Linked DNA regions of Homo sapiens: region 1 is linked to region 2. Evidence: chromatin contacts called from ENCODE Hi-C data. All regions are on one chromosome and are shown on one strand. Each heading gives the region's core, a stretch centred on a gene start or an enhancer-like site at or near the end of the contact. The rest is flanking DNA. Distances are from core to core; before and after follow the strand shown.

Region 1 (4,487 bases), core at 1,928-4,427, 1.0 Mb after region 2:
GCAGCATGCTCGTTAAGAGTCATCACCACTCCCTAATCTCAAGTAATCAGGGACACAAACACTGCGGAAGGCCGCAGGGTCCTCTGCCTAGGAAAACCAGAGACCTTTGTTCACTTGTTTATCTGCTGACCTTCCCTCCACTATTGTCCCATGACCCTGCCAAATCCCCCTCTGTGAGAAACACCCAAGAATTATCAATAAAAAAAAAATTAAAAAACAAAAAACAAAAAACAAAGTTAAGCCACCTGGACTGCTGACCTGCAACATTAGCAGCCTCCAGGCAGGCTGGGGGAGGGGGGAATATATTTATATAAATATAAATCTCTTCTTTTGGGAGATTTCTCATAGACAAGACTGAAGAAAGTTATCACAGACAACAAACAAGACTATGGACAAGTAGACAGAAGACAGGAGATGATGTTAAAGTCAAATCTCACCAGAGGATACCAAAATCTAATCCAAAGATCTCAGAGATATTGAAGGGCTAAATCGATAATCACAGTTGGCTTATTTACCATCATTTGTGTAGGTTTAACTACGTGGACACATTTCCTCACATTGATTTCAGCACTGGAAGGGAACACTTAGTGATCATCTCTTTTCATAAATAAGGACCCTGAGATCAAAAGAGATTGAGTGAACTGACCAAAATCACACAGAACTGGCTAGAACCAAACTCCTTAGTGATTATACTTAAATTAGCATATATATGCCATACACGTAAAAGAAGATATATAATATGTATGATGGTCATCTGTGTTTAAAAAGGAGAGCAGCATCACGTGAACTTTCCATTAAAACCTGGGTGGCATCGGGGCAGGAGGACCTTGAATTAGGAAGCTGGAAGAGGGTGATGAGGCTGGCAAGTTAGCCACAGGCCGAGGATAGGCTAGCCAGGGAGTGGAGAGGCTGCAGTGGCCAAGGTTCAGGAAGTTCATAGCAGAAACAAGGCAAGGCAACTGTGGCAGTAGATTGGGGATGTGACATCTACCAGGGACAGAAAATATGTGCTCTTTTCACTCTGCTCAGCCAGGCTAGAGCTGTGCCTACCCCACAGCATGTGTTTGGAGCCTGAGGGAGACAGCAGTGTGCATTGGGGTCAGATAATTACAGAAGCATCTCCCCTCCATGTTTTCCTCTCTCCTAAAGACTTTGCTTGTTAACTCTGCATTTACAGGTAACCAAGCCCATATGATGGCATTAGTTAATGACTGACTGCTGTTTTTTTCCAAGCTGCTGTCAGGCAGATTTTACTAATTAATTTCACTTAAAATAGTGGTGTTCAAGCCTGACTGCATAGTAAAGTCATCTGGGGAGCTTAGAAAAAATAAACAAACTGATGCCAGAGCCCCACCCCAATTAAATTCTGATTTAATTGGTCTAAGGTCCAAGCATTGATATGTTTGAAAAATTCCCCAGGTGATTCTAATAGGCAGCCAGGGTTGGAACCATGGATCTAAAACATCAGGAAAAGTTTCAATGAACTAATTAATTGTTTTAAAACAGTTACAACAGCATTGTTTTCTTCACATCTGGCAATGTAATTCATAAAACAATAATGAAATAATTTGCAGGATACAATGTCTTCATAGGATTTTCTCATTCTCATTTTTGCTAAGTCAACACATGGCTGAATTAAACAATCAATCTGAAACCGATGGTTCCACTGAAGCTTCTTATAGCTTCATTACCTTCTTTCTCCAAATCACATCACAAAGATTTGATAGAGTAACCACCTCCCTCGACCTTTATGTTGAGGTGTCTGGACAGCACAGAGGCATGGTACTTAGAAAAGATTCCAGGACGCTTTGTTATCATTGGACTTTCTGTGCTATGGAAATTCAACACTGTGGGCTGGAATAACTAGTCATGTGGAACTCCTTCCTGCTTTTGTACCCTCTCACTTTTACTTGAGCAGAAGGTTAAAAGTATTGCTTTCTGAGAAGTCCCATTCGGTCACTCCTCTCTCTCGCAAGAGAGACAGCTGTTCTCCCTTTTCTTTTGCCTATAAACTTCCGCTCCTAAACTAAAAAAAAAAAAAAAAAAAGTATTGCCTTATTTTTCTCATCTCCTACTTCTTGTCTTTTTCTCTTGTTTCCGATTCAGGCATTAGAGAAGGCAAGGAGTTAGGAGTAGGAAGACTCAATGATTTATAGAACTGGGGGTGTCATAAAAGGTCATTAGTTCAACCACCATCTGAGACCAAGAGACTTCCCCAAGATCACACAGCTAGATAGTCCTCGAACTGGCCCCGGAAGTGGGGGCCTCATTCTCCAGACCCATTCTGTTCAGGATATCAACTGGTTTTTCAAGACAGACTGAGCTCAAGGATGTTTGGGGGAGACTCCTCCTTCCCCGAGAGGGTCTCCATTCATCTTATCCTCGCCAAACGATATTCCTTCCGCTTGCTTCATTAACTGGCTCCATTTGTGAAGTCTTCTCCAAACCGCCCTGCTTAATTCGGGACACAGCAGCACCTGTACATTCCTCCCTTCCTCCTCGCTCTTTAGCCGCGTGCTGCTAATGCTTGTGTGTTTTCTATTGTTACATGCTTTCCCTCGTTGATGTGCATTTATTGAATGCCTCCTGTTGTCAAACTTCTAATAGGGAATACGAAAACAGAAGACGCCTCCGCTTGGCTGTGGGCCTGGCTGGGGATGAACCCCTGTAGCCAGGCCCCGGGGTCTCGCCTGGTTTCGGTACGGGCAGGCAGCGCAGGCCCGCGGGGAACGTACCCCGCACCGCTCCGGGAGAGCGGGTGTGGGGTTGGATTCAGGTCTCGGCCTGGCGAAGCGTGAGCGCCTCCCTGCACGGAGGGGAGGCCCCAGCGGTGGGCGCCTGTCCCCAAGGCCGCGCGGAGGGAGGCGGTCAGTCCAGACCGACTCGGCCGAGCTCCCGAGCTGCCACCGGTGACCACGACAGGAAGGCTGGCGCGCCGGGGGAGGGGCCTGGGCAAGAGCGGGAGGGGCGGGCGGAAGGACGAGAGGGAGGAGGAAAGACCCGCGGGGAGGAGCTGGGAGGAGACACCCGGGAGAAGGCGGAGGAAAGGGCAGGAAGCGGGAGGGAGCTGAAAGGAGGAGGAGGCTGAGGGGCGGAGCCGGGCGCTCGGGGAGAGTAGCCAGCAGAGGGGGTGGAGCCGGGCCTGGGGCGGAGCCAGGGAAGGGGAGGAGCGGGGGGGAGAGGCCTCTACGGCCGCCGCTGCCGCCGCCGCTGCCGGGGCGCGTTCTCCTCCTACCGGTCGGGTGCCCCGGGGCGTTCCCTCTGCCGCTGCTTCTCGGCGCGGTTCCTACCCGGCCGCTCCCCGAGGCGCGGGCTCTGGCGGCCTCGACCGACTAGGACGCCCCGTGCGCCGCCCGCGGGCCGCCGCCTCCCTGGGCGCGCGGGGCCAGCATGGAGCTCTTCCAAGCCAAGGACCACTACATCCTGCAGCAGGGCGAGCGCGCGCTGTGGTGCAGCCGCCGCGACGGCGGCCTCCAGCTCCGACCCGGTGAGGCTGGCGGTGCGGGCGGGGGGCACCCCGGGCCAGGGCGGGGAGAGGAGGGGGCGCGGCCGGACCCCTCAGCCGGGCGGGAGGAGCCGCCTGCGGGCCTGGTGAGGCGGGGCGGGGCGGGCTGCGAGCGCGCGAGCTGTCATTATTCCCTGACTGGAAGGAGCCTGGCCTTTCTCCGAGACAGCGCCGAGCCCCTACCCCAGTGCGGAGCAGAAGGGGCTGGCGACCCTCGTCCTTCCCACCGCGTCACGCGGCCGCCCTTGGGGCTTGGGGCCCAGGCCGAGGGGAGGGGGTCCCCTCCGGCAGAAAGTTCCAGCAAGGTGCACCTGGCCGTAAAGGCCTCTTCCTCCTTGGAGTAGTTCTTACATGGCCTTCGCCAGAAGTTCTGGGTTCGAATTCCGATCTGGAGCGGTTGCGCCAGTTCCGTCTAGGGCTCTGCTGGACACTCACTCCCTGTTGCCATCCCGTGTGTTCTTGGTCCCTTATTATTAAAGGTGTGACTTTACTGTGGTTACCTCATAGGCACTCGGTTTAAAGCCTTTGTCTTTGACTTTAATACCACAGCACAATTAAATTGTATTGTAATGTATAATTTTGAGATTTTTGTGTGACTTGATGTTGTGCGACACAAAATGTATTGTGGGTCCATGTTTGGGTGTCATGTAAGCTGTTCGGAGAGGCTTAAGTCTGCAATTAGCTTGCTTTAGGAAAATGTGTGTGCAGTCGTGGTTTAAACAGAGCAGTCCCTGCCCTCAGAGCGCTGACAGTCCAGTTTCTTGTAAGATGGGGCTGGGTGGCACCTGCCCCTTTTGGCTTGCTAATCCTTTCCTCATATCACTCAGAGATTCTTCCACTTTAGGGAAAGCGAGAGGATAGAGTTCTTTAAGGAAGGAGCCAGAGCTTTTCAGACTTACTTGTAATTCTTATGTGCAGTCTAGACAGAAGGATTACATGATATGAATTGAAAAGGATAAAAGGTTCAGATGAGCTTTTCAGA
Region 2 (4,271 bases), core at 677-3,176:
TACTAGGCCGCATGCGGCCCGCAGGCCATGGGTTGAACAAGCTTGGCATAGACAAATGCTAAGCATTTCAGAAAATCATGTTGCTTTAAAATGCAGTGTTTAAAAATTTAAATTCTAAGTGTTAGGTTTTCAAAGTTCTCTCTATTAATCCATCTTCCTAACCTTTTCACCATTTTGGCCTCCAATTAGCCTTGCTCCCACTAACTCTTCGTATTCAACCACATATTCATTATGTGGTCAAGTATATACATTTGCAAACAACTCCTACCATAACTGAAATCCCCTATGTCAAATTTGATAAAGAAATGATAAATATAATACAAAGATATATACATAAAATGTACAGAAATTAATTTGAAATAAATTTAAAATGATTTTAGGAAAACAGTGTTTAAAACTTAAAAGATTTTCTAGTTAATCTCCCCTTTTAAGGAAAAAGAAATGGGAGTTTGGGGGTGGTAACTTGAGAGAGAAAAGAGTACTGAGCATTTAGTAAGTGCTACGTACTTTACATATATTTAATTCTCACAAGCTTTATCATCTACCTTTTTATTTTTAACAAGTGAGGAAACTGAGGCCAAAATAAAAACTCATCACTGAATAATTCATCTGAAGTCACAGAGCTAGCTAGAGGCAGAAGAAGTTTGAGAACTTGTGTTTCACTCTAAATTCTGTACTCTACTTCACCATACCAACACTGAAATGCTTGCTTATACGCAACAATCATCCCACAGATATCAATAAGCCGTATAGTTTAAACACTAGAATAGATAACTTCTAATCCTAAAATCTAGACAGGTTAAGTGTCTTGCTGAAAGTCACACACCTTTTGATACCTGAATTGGGACCAGAACCAAGCTCCTCTGCTCTTTCAAGTATTCCTCAGTGCTACACACTTGCTCAGGAGACTCTCTCCTTTATTAATGTGAAAAGCAATTCATAAAACTGAAAATACTCTTGGCTTCAAAAAATTTCAAACTACAATGGTTTGATCTAAAAGGCAGAACTGCCTAAGAAAATTAACTAAAACGTAACTATTTAGAACACTGTGCAAACTGAACTATAAATCTGCTGCTGCAAAAGTCAACACACTATATTTTCCCAGGAAATTTTCTATCATTAATTAACCCCATGCTACACATTTGTTACATTTGCTCAGAATCACCAACATACGACGTAAATACTTTAACAATAGAGCCTAGTAGTTTACTTTCAGCCAAAAATAGAAGCCACTTTATTTTATAAGCAAATATGCATAAAAATGATTATACCATGGAGCCGATAGAAAACTAGTTTTATTCCCAGTAAGAAGTCATTGTCTTCATTCATGAAACATACTAATAATGAATAATATGGGGCAATCAAGAACTGATTCTTTATTAACAGACAGTATTCATTTTACATTTTTGTGTTGTTTTTAAGACGTGGCTCCCAAATTCTTCTGACAAACCTCTTTTGCTTTTTTTTTTTTTTTTGAGACGGAGTCTCACTCTGTAGCCAGGCTGGAGTGCAGTGGCGATCTTGGCTCACTGCAACCTCTGACTCCTGGGTTCAAGTGATTCTCCTGCCTCAGCCTCCCAAGTAGCTGGGATTACAGGCACGTGCCACCACACCCGGCTAATTTTTGTATTTTTAGTAGAGACAGGGTTTCACCATGTTGACCAGGCTGGTCTCGATCTCCTGACCTCAAGTGATCCGCCTGCCTCGGCCTCCCAAAGTGCTGGGATTACAGGTGTGAGCCATCGCGCCCAGCCGACATGCCTTTTATCAAGAGGTGGGATACATTCCTCTCCTGGAATTTGGGCTCTGTGACCCTCGCCCAGCAGAATACAGCAAAAGTGGCACTGTGCCAGTTTCTGAGCCGAGGACCTAAGATACCAGCAATTTCCATTTCCTGTATCTTGAGATACTCACTCATGAAGGAAACACAGAGGAACCAAAAGCTAGCACCAACCTACCAGCCACGTGAATGAGTCACACTGAAAGTGCCAGCCCCCAGCTGAGCCACATCAGACAATGCTGAGCAGAACAGAGATAAGCTACCCCACCCCAAGCCCTCCCAAACTGCAGAGCAAAATAAAAGACTGTTGTTTTAAGCCACTGTATTTTTGGATGATTTGTTATACACCGATAATAAATGGAACACTAGTTTTCCAGATCTATCTGAAGCCACGGGAAGGAAATTACTGATCAGATTGTAGAAAGTTACAGAAATTGAATGTAGTTATTTTTTTGCTGCAGTAAAGGGGTAAGTAATATAAAAATGTGTAAGTAGAAACGACATTAATAGCTGTGCTATTCTGGTTTAAACTTTAACCTCTCTTTGTCTCCGTTTCTCCATCTATAAAATGGAGGTAATGACTATACCTATCTTATAGGGTTAGGAGAATTAAATACTTGTAAAATATAGGTCCTACCACATACAAGCAGTGCATGTGTGTTTAAAAACCTTTTGATGATCACCCACATAATACAGTTAAACATTGTCCCTTGTTGTTCTGAAGCCCAAACCAATGAGGCCAGTTATCACTTCTCTAAGTACAATGCCTAACAACTGCTCAATAAGTATCTGATAAACTCAGTTTTTTCCAATTTACCAAAGCTTAAGGACCTTTTCTGTTTACTTGGAAATAAAAAGGTATATCCACCTTTAAGTGTAATTTTTATTGAAAACCGGACAACATGATTATGATTATGTTTTCTCTCACCAGCTCTGGACTACTATATTCTCTCTTGAATATTCTCTTTGCATACGTCCAATAAAATTAGTTTCCAAATTACTGGCAAATATAAAAATATATTTACAAACTAGACCGGCTTTTTCTACCAAATGGTAGCATTTCTCTACAGAATTTTACCAAGATTTCAAAATGCTCTATCTTGTCATGAAAGCAAAAAGACAATGTCAGTATCAGGAAATACTTAAGTGGTTATAATACCTGGAATACCTCATGAGACAATTTTTTTTTTTTGAGACAGGAGTCTTGCTCTGTCGCCCAGGCTGGAGTGCAGTGACGCGATCTCGGCTCACTGCAAGCTCCGCATCCCGGGTTCACGCCATTCCCCCTGCCTCAGCCTCCCAAGTAGCTGGGACTACAGGCGCCCGCCACCATGCCCGGCTAATTTTTTTTTGTATTTTCAGTAGAGACGGGGTTTCACCGTGTTAGCCAGGATGATCTCAATCTCCTGACCTCGTGATCCGCCGGCCTCAGCCTCCCAAAGCGCTGGGATTACAGGCGTGAGCCACTGCGCCCGGCCAAGACAATGTTTAAAGATGTTGATAAACATCTCCCAGCCTTACAAAAAAAAATGGGAACATAATAATGAAATGTATATTATCTTCAACTACACTATTCTTTGAAAAAAAAACCCTGCCTTTCTAAACTTGCCCCATGCTTGATAATTCCTTCACTTAATTCAGCATCAAAAATGAAAAAAAAAAAGTTTATGGTCAAGCTTAGAACAATTCTTTTGTAGATTCTGGTAAAAGTTCATTGTGGTGAACGCTAATTACGGCTCAAAGGAAAGCAAAAATACATACTGCCAACCCAAATATGTGCCACATTCGAAAAAATGACTTGATGTGTCACATAAGATAGGAGCTTTAAAAGGACGCTGAGGACACTGAGACATTAGGTTACAGGGACTTCCTAACTCCACCTGGAGAAGTATATTCTTTCAGGAAAGGTAGAATGAGATGCTACCTACTGCGAGGGGGAAGAGGACTCAAGAATGGGAAGAGGAGAGGCCAGGTGCAGTGGCTCACGCCTGTAATCCCAGCACTTTGGGAGGCCGAGATGGGTGGATCACGAGGTCAAAAGATTGAGACCATCCTGGCCAACATGGTGAAACCCCATCTCTACTAAAAATAGAAAAAATTAACCAGGCATGGTTGCGGGCACCTGTAATCCCAGCTACTCGGGAGGCTGAGGCAGGAGAATGGCGTGAACCCGAGAGGCAGAGCTTGCAGTGAGCCGAGATCACACCACTGCACTCCAGTCTAGGCGACAGAGCGAGACTCCGTCTCAAAAAAAAAAAAAAAAAAAGAATGGGAAGAGGAGAAACGAACTGAGCTTAATGTTCTTAATAATCTACACAGGCACATGAAATATTTTACAAATCCTAATTCACAGGAGAGAAAACTCAGGGCCACAAGAGGCAAAGACGTTTGCCTAAAATAGAGAATAAATGACAGAACCAGACTAGAGAAGAGTTTCTGCACTAGAGTAAAAATCAGAGGATTCTGTACTACCATTTCAAAAAAATAACAC

Evidence for each region. A loop is a pair of places that touch in the nucleus more often than their neighbours do. Pooled maps may share reads with other maps.
Region 1: a loop to region 2 is called in a pooled map, with 8 times the contacts of the local background. The contact joins the promoter of INPP5F here to the enhancer-like site in region 2. A Hi-C loop is called at or near these places in 4 of 50 pooled maps.

The regions. Positions count from the first base shown.
Region 1 is chr10:119,722,873-119,727,359 of GRCh38, forward strand. It overlaps INPP5F (inositol polyphosphate-5-phosphatase F), which reads left to right and starts at 3,178. Exons shown (of 20, transcript NM_014937.4): 1 at 3,178-3,487. The coding sequence starts at 3,391. RefSeq lists an enhancer at 2,177-2,226 and a silencer at 2,837-3,606.
Region 2 is chr10:118,696,690-118,700,960 of GRCh38, forward strand. The region is part of intron 5 of CACUL1 (CDK2 associated cullin domain 1); the gene reads right to left. Among named protein-coding and RNA genes, the nearest start is that of CACUL1, 56 kb to the right of the region's middle. Within about 2 kb of position 1,927, at least 2 of the 41 ENCODE cell types and tissues checked have a DNase peak (open chromatin) inside an H3K27ac peak, as active enhancers do.